2 separate regions of the Homo sapiens genome follow, and region 2 is linked to region 1. A link is an interaction called in ENCODE POLR2A ChIA-PET data of the cell type or tissue named here. Cell type or tissue: B cell. All regions are shown on one strand. Each heading gives the region's core, and the rest is flanking DNA. Links, peaks and the distances in the headings are about the cores only.

The links. Peaks named below come from ENCODE experiments on the same cell type or tissue, not always from the same donor. Only the 100,000 strongest peaks of a DNase experiment are listed, where the experiment ranks them.
Region 2: POLR2A ChIA-PET joins it to region 1 with 8 read pairs; 6 of 35 experiments call an interaction of 5 or more read pairs at or near these places.

The regions. Positions count from the first base shown.
Region 1 is chr15:92,986,835-92,991,272 of GRCh38, reverse strand. All of the region lies in intron 26 of CHD2 (chromodomain helicase DNA binding protein 2), which reads right to left. Among named protein-coding and RNA genes, the nearest start is that of MIR3175, 85 kb to the right of the region's middle. In B cell, for the core only: no CTCF peak of the experiment used is centred there; no DNase peak of the experiment used is centred there; H3K27ac peaks cover 423 bases.
Region 2 is chr15:92,913,146-92,917,583 of GRCh38, reverse strand. All of the region lies in intron 2 of CHD2 (chromodomain helicase DNA binding protein 2), which reads right to left. Among named protein-coding and RNA genes, the nearest start is that of MIR3175, 11 kb to the right of the region's middle. RefSeq lists an enhancer at 1-285. In B cell, for the core only: no CTCF peak of the experiment used is centred there; a DNase peak (open chromatin) is centred at 2,543; H3K4me3 peaks cover 2,243 bases; H3K27ac peaks cover 4,000 bases.

The DNA of each region.
Region 1 (4,438 bases), core at 248-4,247:
TCAAATTAAAGATCAACTTTATTCTCAGTGACTGTACATAAACCTGCTTAGATAACATGCTAGAGAACTGTGACTTAGCTCTAATATCCTTTTTAGAAGATACAAGTTTATAGACTTCACTGTGTCATAAAGGATTCAATCATCACGACTCTATTGTGACAAACCCTTATATCGTTTCATCAGCGTATTCAGTTCACCACTGTTACCTTCAATACCATATTTTTCGTTATTAGAAAACCAATGATTTTTCAGCTGTTAAGATTTTTTTGACTGTCTCAAATAGTTTTTGGAATAAGGCACAGTAAAATATGATTTAAAACTTCTTAGGCAAACAATTTTGGAAACTCTACTGACCTCTCCTCCCAAAAATCCAATCTATCTTCCTGCAAGTCTCTACCCTAAACTATGCTACATACCAACTCATGCCATCATCCCCATTCCTACAGGCTGGTCACCAGTACTTTCCACTAAAAACCAGGACTTCATGACACATTAAGGGCATCATGTAATATGCCAAATTACTATGATAATTGGGTTATATAACCATGTAAGGACAGATGCTAAGGGAAAAATGGAAATGAGAAGACATGGCTACAGAATAAAATGGGACTGAATATGACAATAGCTAAAAACAACATTAAAGGAACAGCGCAGATACAAAGGTTAGGAAAGTATTATATATGAACAAAACCTGAGGATTACTCCTTAACTGCATTTCTCCTTCTTGACAGACACTGAAATATTTTATGTCTAAATAACAACACTTCCGAAATGACAGACTAAGGGTCTGTGAAAATCTGCTCCCCCATAAAAGCAATAGGAATGCTGGCATAAACGGTCACAATCAGTATTGTCACAACTCTGGAAATTAACCAAATGCGTGCAGCCATCTAAGAAATTTATTCAAGAAAATGGCTCAGCAAGCTTCAAGGCATTTTTTAACTTGCACTATTCCCACCCCTTAACCCCAGCTGCATGACAGCCTTCAAAACTAACACTTCTGCAACTACAATAGCTGTGTAACCAGCAGCACAGCAGCCACTGGAGGGTAAAGAAGAGGTTGAGAGTTCTCCAAAAGCCCTATTCCCCCAGAATGACTGGACCTGGCTAACAGCACCCTAAGAAGCTCCATTCTCAGGCTTGTCTTTATTGGACTGACCCAGAACTCACTGTGTGAATAGCCCTGTCCAAAATTCATTGGTCAAAAACAATTAGATGCAAAGATTTAACACCATGACGGCCTGAGGCAACATTACCAACTGGAAATAACAAAAGGTTGAACAAAGACAAAAAGAAAAACTGGGAGGAAAGATGTTCATAGGATAGATACTCTGAAAAGCTCTGACATGTGCAGGTCTGTGTCCATGCAGAGGAAAGATCTCAAAGGGTCCTTCCGCACGCTCCTGGGACACCCTCTGCGCTTTGGCTTCTTGTCATCATCAGACTCTTCTGTCTCACTCTCAGAAGCAGAGGATCTCTGGGCCTGCCTCTTGGACTCACTGTCAGAGTCACTGTCATTTGTCTGAGCCTGAGAAAGACCTTGAGCAACTGTGCAAGCAGGAACTGAAAGTTAAGGCAGAGTTGTCAATTGCCTTCCAGAGCATTGAAACGTGCCCCAACAACACATACCCAGCCCTTCAACAAAGGCTGGTAGACTTACAGGCTCAAAGCATTTAAGGAAATCTCTGTTCAATCATTAGCTGACCACTAAGCTAAAGGAGTAGAGACTACACATAGCATGACAAGGATCACATAACATGACAAAGAATACAGACTTCAGATAACTAGTACAGGAAAGTCACTAAACAAGCAAATACAACAGCAGCGGCAAACACAACACATGGCTGGGAGGGGAGATCTGATTTCCAGAGTTGCCATATGATTTAAAATGTCCAGTTTTTCACGGGAAAAATTACGGGACATATAGAAAACCAAAAAGTAAGCTGGGCATGGTGGCTCACGCCTGTAATCCGAGCACTTTGGGAGGCCGAGGCGGGTGGATCACCTGAGGTCAGGCGTTCGAGACCAGCCTGGCCAACATGGTGAAACCCTGTCTCTACTAAAAATATAAAAATTAGCTGGGCATTGTGGTGGGCACCTGTAATCCCAGCTACTCGGGAGGCTGAGGCAGGAGAATCACTTGAACCCAGGAGGCGGAGGTTGCAGTGAGCCAAAATCGCGCCATTGCACTCCAGCCTGGGTGATAGGAGCAAAACTCCATCTCAAAAAAAAAAAAAAAAAAAAAAAGTATGAAGTATGAAGTATACATAGGAAAAAAAGCAGGTAATAGAAACCATCCCTAAGGAAGTCTAGCATGTAGGCTTATAAGACAAGGATGCTAATCAGCTATTATAAATATTTACAAGAGTTAAAAAAAGTCTGCCTAGAGAATTAAAAAGAAAGGTCGAAAATGATATCAATAGAAACAGAAATGCTGTTTAAAAACGGACATTTTTTAAAGAGTGAAATAGAAATTCTAGAGTTGAAAACTACAATAACGGAAATGAAAAAAAAAATCACTGGTGAGGCTCAGCAGCAGATATTAGCCTGAAGAAGAGAGAACTGCCAAATCTGAAGATAGGCCAATTGAGATTATCCCACGTGAGAAACAGAAAAAAAGAAATTAAGACTTTCCTTCAAAAATGAAGATGAAATTAACAGTGCGAGCTAAGCCAAAATAGAGAATCCATTGTTAGCAGACCTGCCTCAAAATAAAATGCTAAAAGAGAGTCCTTTGGGCAGACATGAAAGGACATAAAATAGTAACTCAAATCACATGAAGAAATAAGAGCACCCATGGAATAATAGAGTAAGTAAATATAAAAACAGTATACATGCATTTTTGTAACTCTTTTCCTTCTATCTGATTTTAAAAGACAACTAACTAGGCTGGGTGTGGGTGGCTCACGCTTCTAATCCCAGCCCTTTGGGAGGCCGAGGCACACCGATCACCTGAGGTCAGAAGTTCAAGACCAGCCTGGCCAACATGGTGAAATCCCATCTCTACTAAAAATACAAAAATAATTAGCCAGCGTGGTGGCAGGAGCCAGTAATCTCAGCTACTTGGGAGGCTAAGGCAGGACAGTCACTTGAACCTGGGAAGTGGAGGTTGCAGTGGGCCGAGATTGCACCACTGTACCCCAGCCTTGGTGAGAAGAGCAAAACTCCGTCTCAAAAGAAAAAAAAAAAAGAGACAACTAACTATATAAAGTATGAATTATAAAACTGCATTGATGGGTTTAAAATGTGTAAAGATGTAATGTGCGACAACAGCACAAATGGGGATGGTGAGCTATAACTGGGGCAAAGTTTTTATAATGCCATTGAAATTAAATTGATGTTAATTCAAAGTAAATTGTTCTAAGATGTTACTTGTAATTTCTAGGGCAACCACTAAGAAAATAAGTGAAAAAAAAAGTTTTTTTTTTAAGGTAATTAAAATGGTATATTATATATTTAACACAAAGGAAAGTAGTAATGGGGAAATAAACAAAAAAAACATGACATATAGAAGACAAATAGCAAAATGCAGACATAATTCCTACTTTATAATAACTGCATTAAATGTAAATAGATTAAATACTGCAATCAAAAAAAAGAGATTGGCAGAAAAAATATTTTTAAAAAATTTTAAGATACCATCTTTTTTTTTTTTTCCTTCTTCTTTTAGAGAGTTTTGCTCTGTCACCCAGGCTGGAGTTTAGTGGTGCCATCTCGGCTCACTGCAAACCTTGGCCTCCTGGGTTCAAGCAATTCTCGTGCCTCAGCCTCAGCCTCCCAAGTACCTGGGACTGCAGGTGTGTACCACCACACCTGGCTAATTTTTTGTATTTTTAGTAGAGAGAGGGTTTCGCCATGTTGAGACCATGCTGGTCTCAAACTCCTAGGCTCCAGCGATCTGCCTGCCTTGGCCTCCCAAAGTGCTGGGATTACAGGCGTGAACCACCATGCCTGGCCAAATACCATTTTTTAAAATTTCAAATACCCAAAAAGAAAGCTGGAGTGGCTATACTAATATCAAACTGAAAATAGGAATTAAAACAAAAATTGTTACTACAGACAGAAATACATGTTACAATAAAAAGGCCAATCAAGACCTATCGATTATAAAAAATATATACAATTAATAAGAGTCCAAAAACACATGAAGCAAAAACTAACAATTGAAGAACAAATGGATCATATAAGAGTAACAGAGATGTCAACATCCCATTTTCAATAATGGGTAGAACAACTAGGCTGCGCACGGTGGCTCAGGCCTATAATCCCAACACTTTGGGAGGCTGAAGCAGGAGGATACTTGAGGCCAGGAGTCTGAGACCAGCCTGGGCAACATAATGAAACCTTGTCTCTACCAAAAAAAAAAATTTTTAATTAGCCAGACATGGTGGCACATGCCTGTAGACCTGGCTACCTGGGAGGCTGAGTGAAAAAGGCA
Region 2 (4,438 bases), core at 329-4,328, 74 kb after region 1:
TTCTTTTTGCTTGTTTGTTTTTTGAGACCAAGTCGCGCTCTGTAGCCCAGGCTGGAGTGCAGTGGCGTGATCTCGGCTCACCGTAACCTCCGCCTCCAGGGTTCATGCGATTCTCCTGCCTCAGTCTCCAGAGTAGCTGGAATTACAGGCATGCCCCACTGCACCTGGCTAATTGTTTTGTATTTTTAGTAGAGACAGGGTTTCACCATGTCGGCCAGGCTGGTCTTGAACTCCGGACCTCAGGTAATCTGCCCGCCTTGGCCTCCCAAAGTGCTAGGATTACAGGCATGAGCCACTGCGCCTGGCCACACATTTCTTATTGGTAAAGAATACTGGATGTAGTTCTTTAAACTCTCCACCTTTGGTTCAAGTCCTGTGCTTCTTCAGAATAAGTTATTACTATAAACAAGGTTAAAAGACAAGTAACTTGTTTCCCAGACGGACTGGGAAACAAAATTTCAATGTACACATAACAAAGTATATAGATACACAACATATGAAGAATTACCTATCAAAAATCCAACCAAAAACTGCACAAAGAAAATGGATACGCAATTACGGAGAAGAAACTGAAATGGCCAATAAACTCATTTTTAAAAATAACTAAACCTCTGTTAACTTGGGAAACATTATAACTGGTTATTTTGCACTCATCTGCTTTGCAGAAATTAAAGTCTCTTAGTATTAAATAATTGTAAGAATAGCCAGTAACCCTTAAAATGTATACGAATCAGCCAGGAGCAGTAGCTCATGCCTGTAATCCCAGCAATTTGGGAGGCCGAGGTGGTCAGATTAGGAGGTCAGGAGACTGAGACAATCCTGGACCACATGGTGAAACCCCGTCTCTACTAAAAATACAAAAATTAGCTGGGCGTGGTGGCACGCGCCTGTAGTCCCAGTTACTCGGGAGGCCAAGGTAGGAGAATCGCTTGAACGTGGGAGTTGGAGGTTGCAGTGAACTGAGGTTGCACCATTGCACTCCAGCCTGAGCAACAGGGTGAGACTCCAACTCAAAAAAATAAAAAAGTGTATGAATCCTGTAATTCAATTTGTGGGCATGTAACGTAGACAAATTATCAAACTTGTATAGGACGAGGCAAATAAATATTCAGAGCTCTGTTCATAACAAAACCTAAATAATCCATATACCCATTTATGAAAATGTAAAAGTAAAATGTGAAATATTCACACTATGCAACTAAATGCAGCAGCTAGATTAGGGCTGAATTATGTCTGTAAATACTGTGAGCCCAAAAGTATCTGAAACAGAGCTCAATCAATTTAGAAAGTTTATTTTGCCAAGGTTAAGGACGTGCCCGTGACACATCCTCAGGAGGTCCTGATGGTATGTGCCCAGGGTGATGGGGCACAGCTTGGTTTTCACACATTTTAGGGAGACATGAGACATCAATATGTGTAAGATGCACACTGGTTTGGCCTGGAAAGGCCGGACAACTGGAAGCAGGGGAGGGGGCTTCCAGGTCATAGGTAGATAATAGACAAACAGTTGCATTCTTTTAAGTCTCTTGATTAGCCTTTCACTGAATACACAAGTTCCATGTGAGAAGAGAGTAGAGGCATAGTCATTTATGCCTCAGTCTGGCTTAGCAAAACAACAGGGCAGAGGAAGCAATCAGATACGCATTTGTCTTAGGTGAACAGAGGGGATGGCTTTGAGTTCTTTGTCCACAAGGAATTTCCCTGTGGGCAAATTGTTAGGGAGGTATGTAGCATTTTTATTTTTCTAGCTATCTTATTTAGGAAAAAAATGGGAGGCAGGTTTGCCTGACACAGTTCCCAGCTTGACTTTTCCCTTTGGCTTAGTAATTTGGAGATACCGAGATTTATTTTCCTTTCACAATATCAAAAAGAAAATTTCAAAACTATTAAATTTTTAAAACACAAAACATATTTACATAACCATGTACATTTTATAAGTGCCAACTCTTTATATGCCAAAATCATAAAAGTGACCCTAGCTATGTCTAACTTTTTTATTTTAAAACTTTATTAGGCCGGGCGTGGTGGCTCACGCCTGTAATCCCAGCACTTTGGGAGGCCGAGGCAGGCAGATCACAAGGTCAGATGGAGACCATCCTGGCTAACACGGTGAAACACTGTCTCTACTAAAAATACAAAAAGTTAGCCGGGCATGGTGACACATGCCTGTAGTCCCAGCTACTCGGGAGGCTGAGGCAGCAGAATGGCGTGAACCCGGGAGGCGGAGCTTGCAGTGAGCTGAGATCGCACCACTGCACTCCAGCCTGGGCAACAGAGCGAGACTCTGTCTCAAAAAAAAAAAAACTTTAATTATATCCTTTGAACTTTTCTGAATTCTTAATTTCTGACAAAAGAGGTCTGTTTCTAACACTGTAGAACTGATCAGTTCTAAGGTGCAGGCCCCTCCCCAGGATTCAGCAGTGCTCTCAGCAGTCACCCTAACACACGCAACACTACGGACCCTCCTTCCAGTGTTAAACAGAATCTATGGAAGGCCACTAATTTGGACCGAGCTCCTAGACCCTAACAGACCAAACCAAAATAGAGTCACTCATGTTAAACTTCTAAATTGTTTACCTTACCTTCAGGAAAGAAGATACCCAAATCCCCAGACAGACAGTGTGAGCTGGCATAAGGAAGTTCCCTCTGCTTTAACCCTTATAAGGAAAATAACCTCAAGTAACCTGATGTTAACCCACATTTTTGTACTATGTTGTTTTCCTGTTCCTGCTCAACCTTATAAAAACCGATTGTTCCACCATGCCCAATGGGCACCTATTTTTTTATAGATGGGGTGCTACCTAATTTGTTAATCAATAATAAAATCCAATTAGATCTTTATACTCAATGTGTTGAAATGTTGTCTTTTGACAGCAGAAAAAGGTACATGTATAAGAAAAAGTGCACACAAAATGCTGCTTATAATTTCAAGGGATAAAAAGGCTAAATTCCATCAAGTACCTCCCAGATTAAGAAATCCAGCAGTAAGGACAGAAAAAAAAATTTACCTTTAATCAGTGTATTTCTAAAATTCACAGCTGAAGCCAGGCAGGCATCACCTTAGCCTCATCATGCATACTACTTCTGCTCCCCAATAACCAAATATAAGTAGTTTCCATAGCACCAAACTATTAGCACCCAGGCATACATTAGAGAAACATGTATTCTAGCAAGAAGCCTGGTTAAGGTACAAATTAGTTAAGGCACTTCACAAATACCTACCTAATCAGGATCTGGCAATGTGCTAATACACAAAAGACAAAAGAAGCTTTCTATTCAGGTAAAATCAAAAGTCTTTGTAAATAACCAAGCTGTGAAAAGCAGTTACAAGGGGAGTTCTCCCCAGAATTCATTAACAAAAGAATACTTAACCACCTCGGGCAATGTATTTACACCCATTAAAGCCCTAAGGACAGATGGACCAATTTGACCAAGAGTTCCTTTCAGCCCTGTGAGTCTTGTCTTTAGTTAGCTATTGTTTAGGTTATAAACTTTAGACTTTTATAAAATATATGGTGCTTTCAGCAACTCCCAAAGTTCAAAGGAGATTAAAAGATCTGATTACCAATCCCAATAATAAATGTGAAACGTATGCCCATAACGTCATGGGAGTAAGAGGGGTCCCTGGATCAGGCCAGAGAAGAAACCGCAAAGGGACTCAACTTTATTACTAACAACCAACATTTACCAAGGCAAGCACGGTTTCTCAATCATAGGGTTTTTGTTTTTTTTGGATAGGGTCTTGCTCAGTTGCCCAGGATGGAGTGCACGTAATGTGATCACAGCTCACTGCAGCCGCAAGCTCTTGGACTCAAGCAATCCTCCCACCTCAGCCTTCCAAATAGCTGGGACTATAGGTGCATACTGCCACACCCGGCTAATTTTTACATTTTTTGTAGAAATGGCATCTCCCTAAATTGCCCAAGCTGGTCTCGAACTCCTAGCTCAAGGGATCCCACCTCAGCCTCCCAAAGTGCTGGGATTACAGGCGTGAACCGCCGTGCCCAGCCTAGTGGTGGCATTATAGATGCCTGAGGCTGGATAATTTGTTATTGTGGGGAGCTGTCTCATACACACTCTTGGATGTTGGGGAGCATCTCTGGCCTCTACCCACTAGAGGCCAGTAACACCCCCACCCCCAGAGTGACAAGCAAAAATGTCCAGGGTAATGGAAGGGGACAAACCTGCCACTAGTTAAAGACCACTGCCTAGAAGTATCATTTTATTTAATTTGAACTTCCTTCCCTAAGAGACAAGTACTACCCTTACTCTATTTTAAAAGATGAAGAAACAGGCTCAGACACTCCTGCCCAAGATTCTACAGCTAAAAAGCAGCAGAACAGAACAGAAAAGATCGAAACCCCGTCCCACACTGACCTTATTCCCAAACTTGCCTCAGTACAAGAATCAACTGAGGTTGCTGTTCAACATACAGATT